Regions from separate parts of the Homo sapiens genome. Here region 1 is linked to region 2. A link is a loop called in an ENCODE intact Hi-C map of the cell type or tissue named here. Cell type or tissue: mammary epithelial cell. All regions are shown on one strand.

What was found. Peaks named below come from ENCODE experiments on the same cell type or tissue, not always from the same donor. Only the 100,000 strongest peaks of a DNase experiment are listed, where the experiment ranks them.
Region 1: a loop joins it to region 2, with 16 times the contacts of the local background. A loop is called at or near these places in 6 of 110 quality-filtered maps.

Annotation. Positions count from the first base shown.
Region 1 is chr2:131,144,374-131,152,373 of GRCh38, forward strand. PLEKHB2 (pleckstrin homology domain containing B2) reads left to right here. Exons shown (of 8, transcript NM_001100623.2): 8 at 2,264-5,472. The coding sequence ends at 2,400. Among named protein-coding and RNA genes, the nearest start is that of PLEKHB2, 43 kb to the left of the region's middle. In mammary epithelial cell, no CTCF peak of the experiment used is centred here; no DNase peak of the experiment used is centred here.
Region 2 is chr2:130,794,999-130,802,998 of GRCh38, forward strand. No RefSeq gene overlaps it. Among named protein-coding and RNA genes, the nearest start is that of ARHGEF4, 38 kb to the right of the region's middle. RefSeq lists silencers at 2,547-2,696, 3,007-3,256. In mammary epithelial cell, CTCF peaks have their summits at 2,601 (motif pointing right) and 3,163; DNase peaks (open chromatin) are centred at 2,763 and 3,133; H3K4me3 peaks cover 1,477 bases; H3K27ac peaks cover 596 bases.

The sequences.
Region 1 (8,000 bases), 350 kb after region 2:
CCTTTGGTTGGAGTCTTCTATTTCTGTCTTGTAGAGACCATCCTCATGACACGTCATTGCACTGCAGTTTCCAGGGGTAAGTCCAAGAGCAGACTTCTAGATTTGGGGACTATAGTCCTCCCATCCTCCCATCTTTTATAGTTTTCTTAATTCCCTGATTTGATGGTAATTTGTAAAAGTAACCTTCCTTTATTTAGTTTTTCCTGTAGTATCTTAGTTGCCATAGAAACTGTGTCTGCCTTTTTCTCATTCACATTTTGACCATTTATGTAATATTAGTTAAATTAGGCAATTATAATAAGTGTGACCTGGAAGCATCCACAGCTGACTCTGGCAAGGACTGAGCTCAATGCAGGAGCAGAGCTCAGCAGGAGCCACAAGAGAGTGGCCTGGTCCTGCAGCCAGGGGACCTCAGCATGACTTGCAGGGGCATCAGAATGTAGATTTTCCATGGGACCTTTTCATTAGGTCAGCTCACAAGTTCTATTGTGTTACATTTGGCTAGTTGGAGTTAACATTACTGAGCATTTTAAAATGTCAGGGCTGTGAAAGTAAATGCCGTAATTCCCTAGTTTTGAAATTTAAACATTGCAAAAATAATCACTTGCTTCCAGTACTGTTACCTGTACCAGATCAGCCCTTAGATTTACGATGGTTTCATTGTACTACTCTGTGCCTTTTGAGTTTTGTCATTCATCATCCTCTGTTGTATTTGAGGCATTAGTGGGTATAAATGCATACTGTAGCCAGAGTGCCTGGGTTTGTGTGCCCTTACTGTCCTTAACTGCTGTGTGCCTCAGTTTGCCCATCTGCAAAATAGGGATAAAAGTGCACTCAGTTGAGTAAGAGCATTCCAATGTATGTAGTGCTGTAAGTGGCTGGAAATGTTCACCTTTGTTACCACTGCGGGTTTCACTTCTGCTCTTCATCCACATGTGCACATCACTAGTGACTAGTTTTTTTTCTTTTCTTTTTTTGTGTGTTTGAGACAGAGTTGCACTCTGTTGCCCAGACTGGATTGCAGTGACAGGATCTCAACTCACTGCAGCCCCCGCCTCCCAGGTTCAAGCAATTTTCATGCCTCAGTATGGGATTACAGGCATGCGCCACTACCCCTGGCTAATTTTTTTTTGGTAATTTTTTAAGAGACAGGGTTTCACTGTGTTGGCCAGGCTGGTCTAAAACTTCCGGCCTCAAGTGATCCACCTGCCTCAGCCTCCCAAAGTGCTGGCATTACAGGTGTGAGCCATCAAGCCTGGCCAGCCAGCCTTTGAACCATTAAAGGAATAGAGGATCAAGGAGGAAAGTTAACGCTATTAATACCTGAGCAGTTTGAAAGCTACTTAGCTACTAGGCATTATAGCTGTGAAGCATGGAAGAGAGCAAACAGTATATTTCCAGTTGTAAATTTTAATCTTGCAAATTAAATACTAAATTTGTCTGTGGTTTGTTTTTTTGAAGTTTTCACCTCTAACATAAATATTTATTTTTTCTCTATAAAGACATGCAGTAAAAAAGAGTAGGCCGGGCCGGGCGTGGTGGCTCATGCCTGTAATCTCAGCACTTTGGGAGGCCGACGCGGGTGGATTACGAGGTCAGGAGATCGAGACCATCCTGGCTAACACGGTGAAACCCCGTCTCTACTAAAAATACAAAAAATTAGCCAGGCGTGGTGGTGGGCGCCTATAGTCCCAGTTACTCAGGAAACTGAGGTGGGAGAATAGCTTGAACCTGGGCGGTGGAAGTTGCAGTGAGCTGAGATCATGCCACTGCACTCCAGCCTGGGGACAGAGCAAGACTCCTTCTCAAAAAAAAAAAAAAGTTATATGTGCAGATTTAAGGCTTAATTTAAAAATTGGTTTGCGTGCATACTAAGAAGCTCATTTGCTTTAAGTGAGCATTTCCTTTTTGGGCTTTTGTTGGGCACTGTGTGTCTCCCATGTTCCCCATTTGTCTGCCACCCAATAAGCATGGTGTCGAGGGCTGAAGTAGAAATCAGAGGCTAGAATCTGAAAGCTTCATTAGGGTTCTGCTTTTTGCAGATTAGGGACTTTGGCCCTTAGTGAGCTGAGGATCTTGGTTTCCTCCCAGTGTGCGGTTTCAGGGATGTCGGCCACATGATGTGCCTGTTGTGGAGGAGGGCTGGGTCGCCAGTGTGACAGGAGACAGCAGATCCCTTTTGTGAAAGGAGAACTGGTACTTTGCGTGATGTTAAACTTCACAAACCGCTGCTCAGAAATCTGCTATTTTCCTTCTCTTTTAGGACTTTATGGACAGCAGCCTGCTAACCAAGTCATCATTCGAGAGCGCTATCGAGACAACGACAGCGACCTGGCACTGGGCATGCTGGCAGGAGCAGCCACGGGCATGGCCTTAGGGTCTCTATTTTGGGTCTTCTAGGGGCCTCAAGGTCTTGATGTGCATAGCTTCTGATAACCCTGTGTGCAATAATATGATTTGCAGGGCATTTCTGTTTGTGACAAAAGTTTTTAATAATAGTTTTAATCATTCCTTTGAAAGTAGTGATGTCATAATTGTACTAATCCACATAAGTACCACAGAGAAGGGTTTGAACTGTGCTATTTTGTTCAAATGTTGACTCTCCGGGGGCACTGGCTCATTCCAAGACTGTTCTTGTGCAACTCTCAGAATACCTTATTTGAGCATACCTGTTTTGAAAGGCATTTTCTTTTTAGAGTTAGGTGTAGTGCTTAAGGGTTAATTTATTTTCATGTTATGCCAGTAATATAGTGTTGTATGCCTATTGAGTGATTGTGGCAAGAAAAGCTACAGCTTCTTTGCGTTTAACTTTTTCAAACCACAGACCAGAACTGGTTGCATGTTACTTTAGGAGTTGTGGGTTGGTAAGCTCCCAGGTACTTCCCGAGGCTATGGTGTGAGAGCCCCCGTCCTGCCCTCTGGGGCTCCACAGGCCCCTGGCAAGGCCGATGGCTCAGGATGATGGGGCACAGCCCGCCTTTGAACAATCATGCTTCAGAAATCTGCCTGACCCTAGCTGCTGCTGCTGCTCACTTTATTCTTGTATGGCTTTGGTAGGCATACTTGGAGAACATATCCCACATTAGGAATTGATTTAAGCCTGAGAGTTTGAGGGCTTTAATCCTTTAAAACTTGGAGAAGCTGGCTGGGCGCGGTGGCTCACGCCTGTAATCCCAGCACTTTGAGAGACCGAGGCGGGCGGATCACGAGGTCAGGAGATCGAGACCATCCTGGCTAACACGGTGAAACCCCATCTCTACTAAAAATACAAAAAATTAGCTGGGCGTGGTGGCAGGCGCCTGTGGTCCCAGCTACTCGGGAGGCTGAGGCAGGAGAATAGTGTGAACCCAGGAGGCGGAGCTTGCAGTGAGCCAAGATAGTGCCACTGCACTTCAGCCTGGGTGACAGAGTGAGACTCTGTCTCAAAAAAAAAAAAAAAATCCTGGAGAAGCCAGAACAATATACAAACAAGTATGTGGAGGCAGATTTGCTTTATTCCAAGAGGCTGTTTGAGTGTGTGTCTGCCTAAGCCTCCTTATAGCCTATTTTTCTACTTGCTGAGAGAGTAATATTAAAGGAACAGTGAGGGAGTGGAAGGAGAGCCTTAGTTAGAGCGTTCCCATTTCTGGCCTTTGGGGGTTTGCACTGTGCGGGAGATGCTCTCTCATCACTCTGAAGGCCCATCCTGTGCAGAAGTGGGACTCTGTGGCTGTTCACTGAGCACCAGGGCAGACTGTAGCTGAGCAGACTTGGGTTATGGATGGGATATGGGGCCCAGGGACCCTCAGGACACAGGGACCGGCTCAAGGTACCACTCAGCCTGGCCAGGACCCCCAGCTTTGCTTTTGTTCTTGATCTCTTTGTGATAGAGAAGCTTAGAACATTGAATTTGGAACCCCAAAATGTGTGAGTCTTTGGAAAACCCATTCCAGCCTTTCTTCAAATGCTCTTATTTTCAGTATATGAAGTGTGTATTTGAAATATTCATATTTCTGTTATTTCTTGTTTTCAAGCTCTGAATTATTGCAGTTTTCTGTCCTGCATGCTTTCAACAGTGTGCTTTTACAGTGGCAGTTTAGCACAGCGAATGTCCCTGCCCCACACTCCATATGGTCCTGTTTTCCTGAAAATACACTCCAGGTAGCACAGACTTGTTATTTTGCCTGGCTGGTTACACACATGCTGTCTTGCTTTGCTGCTCAGCCACCTCCCTCTGAGGCCAACTTAGGCCAACCTACATAGGACTCCATCTTTAGCGAGACACCAGAGACACCTAGTGATGACCACGGGTCTGCTTTTCTCTCTGATCCTAGGGGACTTGTTGACATGGGAGTGTCTGTTTCCACATGGAAGGATGTCTGTTTATCTCTCATCTCTGAATAGATGTATGACAACTCTAGTGTCCATGGTTTAAAATGTTGCTTTGAGGATTTTCCATCCTGTATAAGAAGAATGGCTTTCTTCAGATTATAATCGTTATTAAAGCTGTATGTACACTTTACTTAAAAACTATTAACAGTTTTTCATGTTGCACTGGTGGTAATTTTGAACTTGGAATTACTGGGTGGGAATTCCAGGAACCACAGAGTATTGATTTTTGCTGCCAAAATGCTCTTGAAGCAGATGTCCCTGTGCTCCCCTGGCTGCTTCTGGCTGAAGGGGGGAGGTGTAGACTGAAGCTTGGGCACTCATGTGTGTCCCCTCCCCAGTCCCCATCCTAGTGGGGCCAGTCTCATTAGGCAGCCATAGATAAGCCTGGAACTTGGCTGTCATTAGTGACTTGATCCTGGTATGAAATGCATACTGGGTATAAGGTTGCTCAGGTATTTTATTTCCTTGGCCACAACTCCCATAGATGCCAATGTTTTGATAGCCTCAGTTTCTCAACGATGTCTTTTGTTTACAGTGCTACACTTAGTGTGAGTCAAGAAGTGCTTGAGTTACAAGAAACTTCTTATTCAGGTTTGAGTAAGCATTTTACTTCCATGTGTACTTTTAAATAATCCATACCTTGAAGAAGTTGGCCAATGATATTATATACATGCTGATCTGATTGTTCTTTTCATTCCTTGAGTCAACTTCAGGGTCTTGGATACTAAAGAGAAGGAGAACTGTGGTTAATGTTTTGGATCATCATTTGTGAACAAGGCCAGACTTTGCCCATTTTAGGCTATCCAGGACTTAAGGTAGCCATCTGGATCATAAGAAGGTCCTGCAGTTGAGACAAAATGACCCAAGTGTATTTTCCACAAGTTTTGATCCTGTGTAATATTTCTTTTTCCTTCCCTAGTGTATGTAGATACAAGGCATGGAATGCAGTTCCACTTTCTCCCCAGAGTTGATCTTTTTGTGATTGCTTTCCCGTCTCTAGTAGTATTCTGTTGTGTCTAGAGAACTGATTTTTTCCTACATACGCAAATTGTACATTTGTAAGTGAAAATGTCAATACATTAAAGCATTAACCTTAAAGCATGTTTCATTGTGACTTCTGTTGTCTTTAAAAAATTACTTTGTAGTAACATACTCTCAGCTTTTTCTGCTGTCCTGGATCATAAGAATGCCATTTATTGAGGACCTACCAAATGCTAGTATATTGTCACATTAGAGACAACTCACTGAATTCTTAGTGACTCTGTAAGGGAGGTATTATCCAAGTTCCACTGGAGGGACCGAGGCTCAGAAGTTAAATAATTTACTCAGGAGCGTGCAGGTAGTAGGTCTCCACATCTGATGTTAAAACGCCTTGTTGTTCCCTGTGCCGTGTGCATATGAGAATTTGATTTCCACAAACAGCAGTGGCCCGTGCAGTCACACTCTTGGGATGGCTGTGAGAAAACGGACACTATTTTTCCCAACCAGATCCCTCTGGCAGTGTGTGTCCAATAACTTCTCCAGCATCTTTGGATATATGACTTTTTTGTTTTATTTATTTATTTATTTATTTATTTATTTATTTAGAGACGGAGTCTCACTCTGTTGCCCATGCTGGAGTGCAGTGGCGTCATCTCGGCTCATTGCAAGCTCTGCCTCCTGGGTTCACGCCATTCTTCTGCCTCAGCCTCCCAAGTAGCTGGGATTACAGGTGCCCGCCACCACACCTGGCTAATTTTTTGTATTTTTAGTAGAGATGGGGTTTCACCATGTTAGCCAGGCTGGTCTCAATCTCCCGACCTCATGATCCGCCCGCCTTGGCCTCCCAAAGTATTGGGATTACAGGAGTGAGCCACCACGCTCGACCGAAAAGCTCTATTTCTTGTTCAAGTCGCAGTCCATTGTGGGTTCATAAGGGATGAGAGGCTTCTGCTCCAGGCTGTCATTCAGGGACCAAAACTGCTTTTATCTCTTTGCCTTGGAATCTGCTGTGGGAACTTATACAACCTGCTGGAAGAAAAGACAGTGAAGACACACCCATCCTCAGCTCTGGAGTGGCGCTCCCCTTCCAGTGGTGAGGGCTAATCATGTGGCCTGGGCTCAGTGCTTGAGGTCTGGGAAGTATCGTCTGAACCCAGGAAGAAATGGCCCTCGCCTCAGCTGCTGATAACAGGCCGTAGTTAATGACAGATCATGATCATCAAGTATCGCCAATTCTCGGTGGAAGTTGGGTTTGTATTTACTTTGTACAGTTTTTACTGATTAATAAAGCCAGTGGTTGCAAATTACAAGCAAATTGTTAGTTCACACAACACAAATGTCATTTGGTCACTGATATTTTCGTTGCTGTTAAATCGTTTCTTTCCCCACTTACCAACTGTTGTGGATGGGCCTAGAGAAGATATTCACCCTTTCCAGCAAGGAATATAGTTCCTCCATCCATTTGTCCTTTATTACATTACAGTCATGCTGAGGATGACTGCGTTATTGCCCCTGGTTGTCCTGCTCCCCCTTCCCTGTGAGCGGCCTATAAGTTCCTGCCTGGTGCTGAGAGCCTGCCCATGCCATCTTGCCCACCGGAGGAACAGAGTCCAAGCCTAGCGGGTGGTGTGCCATGCCTGGGGGAAGGGGGTGTGAGTGTGTCATGTTTGAGCAGGTGCTGTAGGAAGCAGAGGGGGCTTCTCCAGCCTTCTCATCCTTTTCACCACTGCAGGAGCTGTCCCTCCTCTGTGGTCCCAGATAAGACTCATGGGGCAGAGCCTTCACAGCTGCCCCTCAGGGGCTCCATGTCACGGAAGGCAGGGGGAGCATTGTTTGCCGTACAGTAAAGCTGACCAGGATGAGCTGCCGCTGGGTGCTGTGCCAGGTGAGGGGGCACAGCAGTCAGCGAGACCATACTTGGGGAGGGGGACAGTGCTCCCACTGCCCAGGCCTCACCAGAGCAAGGGGTCCAGATAACACCACACCACGTGGGGTCCCAGGGTCGGGGCTTGCCCTTCTGAGCCTTTTCATGTCTGTGAATGGCTGGAGGGAAGGGGGTGATACCAAGCCCACAGGGCTGGTAGAGGACTAAGTGACCTGAGTGTGCAGGAAGGCCGAGCACGGTGCTGGGCACACTGAGTCCTCTGCAGATTTGACCCTCTGTTCCTCTTTTCCTGAGCTTCTCTTCTGTTATTTGTAAAACTGGGTGACAGTTCGTGTCTCCATTGCCCTCAAAGGTGAGACCACTCACTTCTTGTTCTCATGGCCAAGGAAGGCCCTGCCACGCCTGAGCTTTGCAGGTGGGAAGGGCTTCCTCTGCCCCTCCAGGGAATGTAAACATGGAGTCTTGGCATTTCTGTGTTCCCCGGACCTTTTATTAGTCTTTGCATAATCCCCCACTTTTACTCTTCTTGCAGAACTTTCTCCCTTCAACCACTAACCTAAGCTGGTGGAGGTGGGGGTAATGAGGCATGGTGGCAGTGATGCCTGGCCTGAGCCATCACCGGGCATTTACCAGCTGCATGCTCTGGGGGGCGGCTCGCCGCTGCGTTTCCCCTTTTGTTTACGACAGGTACAGTAGGAGCACCCTGAAGGACTGTGATGTGCATTCACTGAGTCAGCACAGATGGGAGGCATGGAGAGTGGTG
Region 2 (8,000 bases):
CTCACTATGTGGGAGGGGCTGCTACTGGGATTTGGTTCCTTGGTCAGTTTTTTCCCTGTGCCAGTACATTCTGCCTTAATTATGACATCTTGAATATCTGTTGGGCAATGCTTACCATCTTGTTCTTTATTTTTATAATGGTCATAGCTCATCACTCTTCCATATAAATTATAGAATCAGTTTGACAAGTCTCCCCCTAAAAGCTGCTCAGATTTTAGTAGAATTGCAGGAAAGTGCATGAATTTGAAGATAATTGACATTTTTTCACATATATTGCTCCATTTATATAAACTTTCTTTAATGGCTTTCTTTTCAGTTTTGCCATTTTCTCTATGAAGGACTGCATCCATTTTACTTTTTATTCATAGAAACCTTATGTATTTCATTGCTATTATAAGTGAAATTTTGAAAATACATATTCTAAGTTTTTCTTGCTAGGGCATTTTCATTTTAGGAGGGCTCAAACCCCACAGTGTGGAAGAGAACCACTGGCTTGTGTGGTCTGGCAGCTCTGCCTCCCACTGCACTGGGAGCCCCACGGTCAGGCTATCCTCAACCCAGCAACTCCCTGTCCTTGCCTGCTTAGCAGCCAGGGGCCATCTCAGAACAGCCTGACTGCTGGCTCATCTGACTGTGGCTGGTTACACTTCCTGTTGGGTCATTGATTCAGTGTGAGGACAACAGCTCCAAGAGGCCTCTGGGTGCTATAAACTGACCAGGAGGTGAATGGCAGGGTTTCCTGACAGCAGGAGAGATTCGGGAAAGACAGTGTGGTCAGAGCCACCCAGGAGTAACCTACAGGCCAAGGGACAGAGCAAGTGTGCCATGGGGCCAAGTGTCTATGACAGCATGCCCTCCTTCCTTCTCTGAGCAGGGGGCTAGGGTCACCAAATCAGCTGCCCAGGACTGAGAAGTTTATCCAGATGAAGGACTTACAGGGCTAAAATTGGGAAATCCCAGGCAAACTGGGACCTGCTGATAACCCCACAACAAACATGAGCTGAACAAGATGAGTCCACAGAACCAGCTACAAAATTTGTGCAAAGCCTCACATACTGGGACCATTTGTGATAACCCAGGCCCCATCCTATGCAGCCAGCCGGTCCCACCTGTCCCTGCTCTCCAGAAGTGTGACAGCTCATGGGCATGGGTGGGAACAGTGTAAGCCCCACATCCAGATGAAAGGAAGGAGGACTGCTAGAAGAGCAGTTCCCCATAGAGATGGCCCATCGATTCCTGCAGCATGTCCTGCTGGAACCTCCGCTGGCTCCCATTCCCTCAGTCTCTGAATTGGTCTACCCTTTCTTCCAAGTCCTTCCCTCCAGGGCCCAGGCCCATCTCTCCATTGTGTAGGCCAGTGGTTCTCACACTTAACAAAAGCACCAGAAGAATATATGACAGAGGCTGTATGCAGTGACTCAACACCATTGCAGTCCCACCCCAGAGCGTGGGGAGAGCCAGGCTGCAGGGTGCAAAGCCCCAGGCCACTTCCTGCTGACTGTGGCTGCCAGACCACTCAAAGCCCTCGGCCTTCCACAGCCTTCTCCTCTGTCACCTCTGCAGGTGTGCTTGCCTCTGTCCCCCTCCCACTCTGCATTCCTGAGCTCTGCAGGGCCCTGTATCCTCTTACAAGGGAGTCATGCATGGGAAATAGACCCTTCCAGCCTCCAGGGCCCTGAGAGCCATGCGTTTTCTTTCTTTCTTTTCTTTTTTTCTTTCTTTTTTTTTTTTTTTTTTTTTTTTTGAGACGGAGTCTCGCTCTGTCACCCAGGCTGGAGTGCAATGGCACTATCTTGGCTCACTGTAAGCTCCGCCTCCCGGGTTCACGCCATTCTCCTGCCTCAGCCTTCCGAGTAGCTGGGACTACAGGCGCCCGCCACCACGCCCGGCTAATTTTTTTGTATTTTTTAGTAGAAACGGGGTTTCACCATGTTAGCCAGGATGGTCTCGATTTCCTGACCTCGTGACCCTCCCGTCTCGGCCTCCCAAAGTGCTGGGATTACAGGCGTGAGCCACTGCACTTGGCCCATTTTCATTGATTAACTGTCTGCTGGGGACCCTGGCTAGACCCGACTCTGGGGGCTTTTTCTTTCTTTTTCCTTTTTCCAGACAGAGTTTTGCTCTTGTCGCCCAGGCTGGAGTGCAGTGGCTCGATCTCGGCTCACTGCAACCTCCGCCTCCCGAGTTCACGCGATTCTCCTGTCTCAGCCTCCGGAGTAGCTGGGATTACAGGCGCACGCCACCACACCCAGCAAATTTTCGTATTTTTAGTAGAGACGGGGTTTCACCATGTTGGCCAGGCTGGTCTCGAACTCCTGACCTCAGGTGATCTGCCTGCCTCAGCCTCCCAAAGTGCTTGGATTACGGGCTTGAGCCACCGCGCGGGGCCTCTTTGGGGGCTTTTCATAAGGGTGTGTAGAATGTCAGTAAGAGGCTGCTTCTTCAGAGCCCTCTTCGTGCTACATAAGCCGGGCAGGGTGGATAGAAGTGGGTCTCTTGCTGCCTGTGGCCCTGAAACCCAGCCACGGGGCGGGGCCTGACTTCTTAGCGCAGTCCCCCTGCCGCGTGGAGGACCCTGCTCTCCGGCCCAGCATAGAGCGACTCCCTCCTGCCAGCAGGGGGCGCGCGGAGCTGTCTCTCCGGAGGCTCCCGGCGGCTCAGTCTCGGAACCCGCAGCCGGGAGCGCAGGGCGGGCCACACAGGGCGCCAGCACCTCCCACGAGCTCCGCGGGCCTCGCATCCGGAAGACGCCCCGGCTGACCGCGCGAATGGCTCGCGCTGCCGCGGACACCCGCCTGCCAGGGACGGGGCCTCTCTCCTGGGCCGTTTCATCTCACCGAGAGCGAGATCCGCTTTCCTAGAGGCTGGGAGGACCAGGCCCGGGCACAGGACTGGCTTCGCACCACTGGCCCCGCAGTCGGGTCCCCGGGGACGCGCCACGGGTCACTGCTGCCTGCTAAAGCGACACAAGGCGCCTTCATTCCTCAGGCCGAGGCGGCCGAACGCCTTGGCTCTGGCCGACAGTGAGCACCCACTGCGAGTCCGCACACACTGCAGCGCCCCCGGGCACGCCCCGCAGTCCGCCCAGCGTCCCCCGGGGCGGGGCACAGCCAGAGGACGGCCCGAGAGCCCTGCTGTCCCCGTCAGCGCCGCAGGAGGGCGCGACTTCCCCGCTGGGCCGAGGCCTTTGCCGGGCCCTCTACTGTACGCCGGTCCTAGGGCTGGGACCGCCGTCCTGGACCGACCTCAGCCCACTGTTCTGCGGAGGCCGCGTGTTGGGCGACAGCAGCCACCCAGCCCGGAAGCAGCCGTTCCGAGCGCAGGGGCGCCAAGAGCCCCGCGCCCCGCCTGTGCGCCGGCCCTGAGACTTGGAACGATGGTGCAGGCAGGAGGGGTCACCGGTAGGGATGCCACTGGAGGGACTGGGCCGTCCACACGGACCAGCTGACACACTAAGTGCTGGGTACACAGCAGGACAATGGCAAGGGCTGCTCAGACTGCGTTTTTAAAATCGCCTCACCACGAAAGACAGAAAGTAGGGAAGGGTACCTTGCTGTGGCCAAGGCCGCCCTCGCTGAGTCAGCTGGCATTCCCACGACTCCACGAGTCCCCAAAGGGCTTGTCAGAGCCCAGCGGCACCCTCGCCCTGGAAGTGCCCTGCGTCCTCCTCAAGAGCCTTATTTGGGACAGAGATCAGATCAACCGCGCCACCACCCTCCCACCCACCTTCCACATGTGATAGGGTCGCAGGAATGGGGAGCCTCGCAGAGGCGCGGCGGCAGCTCTCGCCTGCCAGTGACAGCCCACCTCCCACTTTAAAACAGGACGTTCCGAGTCCTGGTTCCACATGTTCAAAAGGCCGTGGCATGGGGGAGTGGGCCTACACCTGAGCTTTGGCTGCGAAAACACTCATTTCAAGGATAGCTGCTAGGCGCTGCCTTCCCCCATCCCCCTGCTGTTGGCCCCCATCCAAGCATCTCCAGCCTCTGCCAGGCCCTGCCCCCTTCCCCGCCCTCTATGGCCCTGAAGTGGGAGCCGGCTCAGGGCTGCAGGCTGCCTGCTCAGCGCCGGCACTCGCAGGCCCATCCCTGCTGTGAGCAAACAGACCAGTAGCATCCCTGAGACAGAGATGGACACCACTCCTGGGTAGGAGGGCAGGCTATGGACATCCGTTGCTGGAAAAGCTGGGAAGAGGGCTGGCAGTGGAGACGCTTCAGGTGCACCGTGTGGACAGACAAGGTTGCAAGTGATGCTGGTCCTCAAGGTATCAGGTGTGAGTCATCCCAAAAGGACCCTGCCTAAGAGGGTGGCCTGTCAAGAGGAGCCTTCTGGGGGCACAGCAGGGCCAGGAGTTGAGACATAGGAGGTTGCCCAGAAAGTGTGGGATGCAGCTTAGGCAAAGTGCAGAGGGTGAGCCCCATATCTCCCAAAAGAAGACCACAGATGCCCTAGCCTCTCTCCCCCACGCCCTGTCAGGGCCACCATGAGGGATGACCCTCTGTAGCCACAGGGTTGAAACTGCTGAAAATCAAACACAAGTCCTCACCATGTGACTGGCTGAATTACAGCAAAAGCTGAACTCCCAGCCTCCCAGGATGTCTACTATTAAAGTGAGGGTATTGATTGGGAGAGGATGACAACCTGTAAATTGGGATGGGGGTGTATGGGAATATCCTGATGAAACTGGGAGACATTGAGCTCCTAAATTCTGATGAATTCTCTTTGCCCACGGGAGTTGTCTTCCCATCCACAGCAAAACTAGCCTCCCCATCCCCAGGGGAAGCAGCCTTCACACCCTTCGTGGTGTTGGCCTTGGCCTGAGGAGATTAACCCTGCATTGCTGGAGGAAATGATAAAGACCTCCCCTGAGGCAGTTGTCATGCAAGACAATGCTGAGTTTCCTTAGGACCCACCTGTCTTTACTAGACCTATAACTAGACTCAAGGCCCAGCAGGCCCCCAAAGGTGAGGACATAGCAGGACCCAGGAGGAGGTGTGCCACAATCCAAAAGAACTACTTGAGTTTTCTAATTCATACAGGCAGAAATCCAGTAAATGTGTGGAAATGGATCTTAAGGATCCATTAAACATGCAGGATAATGGTGGAAAGACCATAAAGTCGGATCAGGCCAAATGTATTGATGTGGGCCCACTAAGCAGAGATTCTGCACTGAATGCTGCAGCCCTGGGCGTGTAAAAAAGACCTAATAGTTTAGTTGGTTAGGGGAAACAGATTAAAAGGCGGCCTACAATGAGCAAGTTGGAGGTGCCAGATATCCCTTGTTTTAATGTAGAGGAAGGGAATTGAAGAGATTGGAATTAGAGTAGATTTGCCATTTTAGACATACTTACCCACACTAGTCCAGACACACCTTTCACCAATATTGTAAGAAATGGGTTTGTGAGGGGAGCCCCAGCATCCTTCAAGAGCTGTTTCATTGCTTTTCTCTCTGGGCAGACCTTACAGTGGGAACCACAGTCACTCAATTGGAAAATTAAATGCAATGACAGCAACTGATCTCAGGGTGGGAGGAGCCAAGAGGGGAACTCAACCACCTAAGACAAGGTGGGTGTGACTACCATAATGGACAGAAGAGACAAAGTAACAATCAGAATAGTCTGACTTGTGTGAATATGTGATGTTGGATAGTTGATTATGGCGTTCCTAGAAGTGAAATAGATAGGAAGCTTGTACTGAAGTCAACATTAAAAGGTAGAGACAAATCTCTAAATATAACATTTTATTTGGGATATAAGAATTGCAATTTGGGTCATACACACAGACCAGGTGTTTTTCAGTATGTCCAAAGAACAAAGAGCAGGTTGGGGATTTTATAGAATAGAGGAATGTTGCTCGTGGTCTTGAGAGAAAGTTTATTTGTATTAGTAAAGCTTTGGGACTAGCAAGCTGATTGGTGAACGATAGCAGTGGACACAATGAGCCCTACATTGGCGGCAAGATATTCCACAAGCTATAGACAAAACTGGTCTCAGGTTACAATAGACAGTTTTGGCTGCTGGACTTGCAGAAAATTGCATTTCTGAAGCGATGTTATAAATCCTGAGTGTTTTTCCCTCCTTGGCCCTCAACTCAGATTTAATTGGGTGTGACAAGAATCACACATTTATGATCAACTTTCATACCTATTAAATTCTTAATCTGTATAAGCAGAAAACTTCCAGGTCGAGTTAACAAAAATCTTACTTGAATCATGAAAATAGAACATCATGGTCCATGCAGGGGAAGCACAGTCCCCTCCAGAAAGGATCCTGTATGCTATCAAAAACCTCTACTGTTAATCTTTCTCTCAGCCTTCCCTAGAGAGACCTTTGACCTTTTACCAGGGTCATTGTGTACTAGGAAAAAGAAAATAATCAGACCTCTCAGGCACTCTGGGACACTGGCTCTGAACTGACATTCATTCCAGAAGACCAGAAGCATCCCTGTGGCCCTCCAGGGGCTTACGGAGGTCAGGTGGTCAAGGGAGTTTTAGCTCAGGTCCATCTCACAGTGGGCCCATTGGGTCCCCAGGCTCAGTCTATGCGGTTATTTCCTAAGTTCCAGAATGCATAATTGGAACATACTGTCATGTGTCACTCACCGAACGGTGGGGATACAGTCTGAGAAGTGCATCATTAGGTAATTTAGTCTTTGTACAAGCATCATAGAGCATACTTACACAAATCTAGATGGTATAGCCTCCTCCATACTAGGCTATATAGGATAGCCTATTGCTCCTAGGCTATAAACCTATATAGCAGGTTACTGTACTAAATACTGTAGGCAACTGTAGCACAATGGTATTTGTGTATCTAAACATAGAAAAGGTACAGCAGGCCGGGCGCGGTGGCTCGTGCCTGTAATCCCAGCACTTTGAGAGGCCGAGGCAGGTGGATCACCTGAGATCAGGAGTTCGAGACCAGTCTGGCCAATATGGTGAAATCCTATCTCTACTAAAAATACAAAAATTATCTGGGCGTGGTGGGTGGTGGGTGCCCGTAGTCCCAGCTACTCAGAAGACTGAAGCAGGGGAATCACTTGAACCCAGGAGGTAGAGTTTGCAGTGAGCCAAGATTGCGCCACTGCACTCCAGCCTGGGCGACAGAGTGAGACCCCATCTCAAAAAAAAAGGAAAGAAAAAAGAAAAGGTAGAGCAAAAGTATGGTATTATAATCTTATGGGACCACCATCATATATGCTATCCACCATTGAGCGAAATGTTATGTGATACGTGGCTGTACTTAGTAGCTAGCAGAGTACCATGTTGGTTCCCTGAGGACTCTTCTGATAGGCAAATCCAAATGAAAGCCACTGAAGCTGCCTTTGCCTAAGAAAACCAAAAGCATTGCTGCATTCTAGAGAGACTGCAGAGATTCGGAGATTAGCACCAGCATCAAGGACTTAAAAGATACAGGAGTGGTGATTCCCACCACATCCCCATTCAACCCTCCTATCTGGCCTGTGCTAAAGAGAGATAGATCTCAGACAATGACAGTGGCTTCTTGTAAGCTTAACCAAGTGGTGACTCCTATTGCAATTGTTGTACCAGCTGTGGTTTCACTGCTTCAGCAAATTAACACAGTAAGCAGCTATTGATCTGACAAATGCCTTTTTCTCCATGTCTTTCTGTAAGGTTCACCAGAAGCAGTTTGCTTTCAGCTGGCAAGGCCAGCACTACCCCTCCACTGTCCTACCTCAGAAGTATGTCAACTCTACAACCCTATGTTATAAATTAGATTGCAGGGATCTCAATTTCTTTTCCCTCCTGCAAGATAGCACACTGGTCTATCATGACACTGATGACCTAGTGCTGACTGGACCATAAGTGAGAAATAGCAACTACTCTTAACTTACTGGTGAGATATTTGTGTGTCAGAGGCTGAGAGAGAACTCTAACTGAAATTCAGGGATCTTCTACCTCAGTGAAATTTCTGGGGGTCCAGAAAATGTTGAAAATATCCTTTTTCTCTTTTTTAAAACTATCTGGAGATATGAAATAT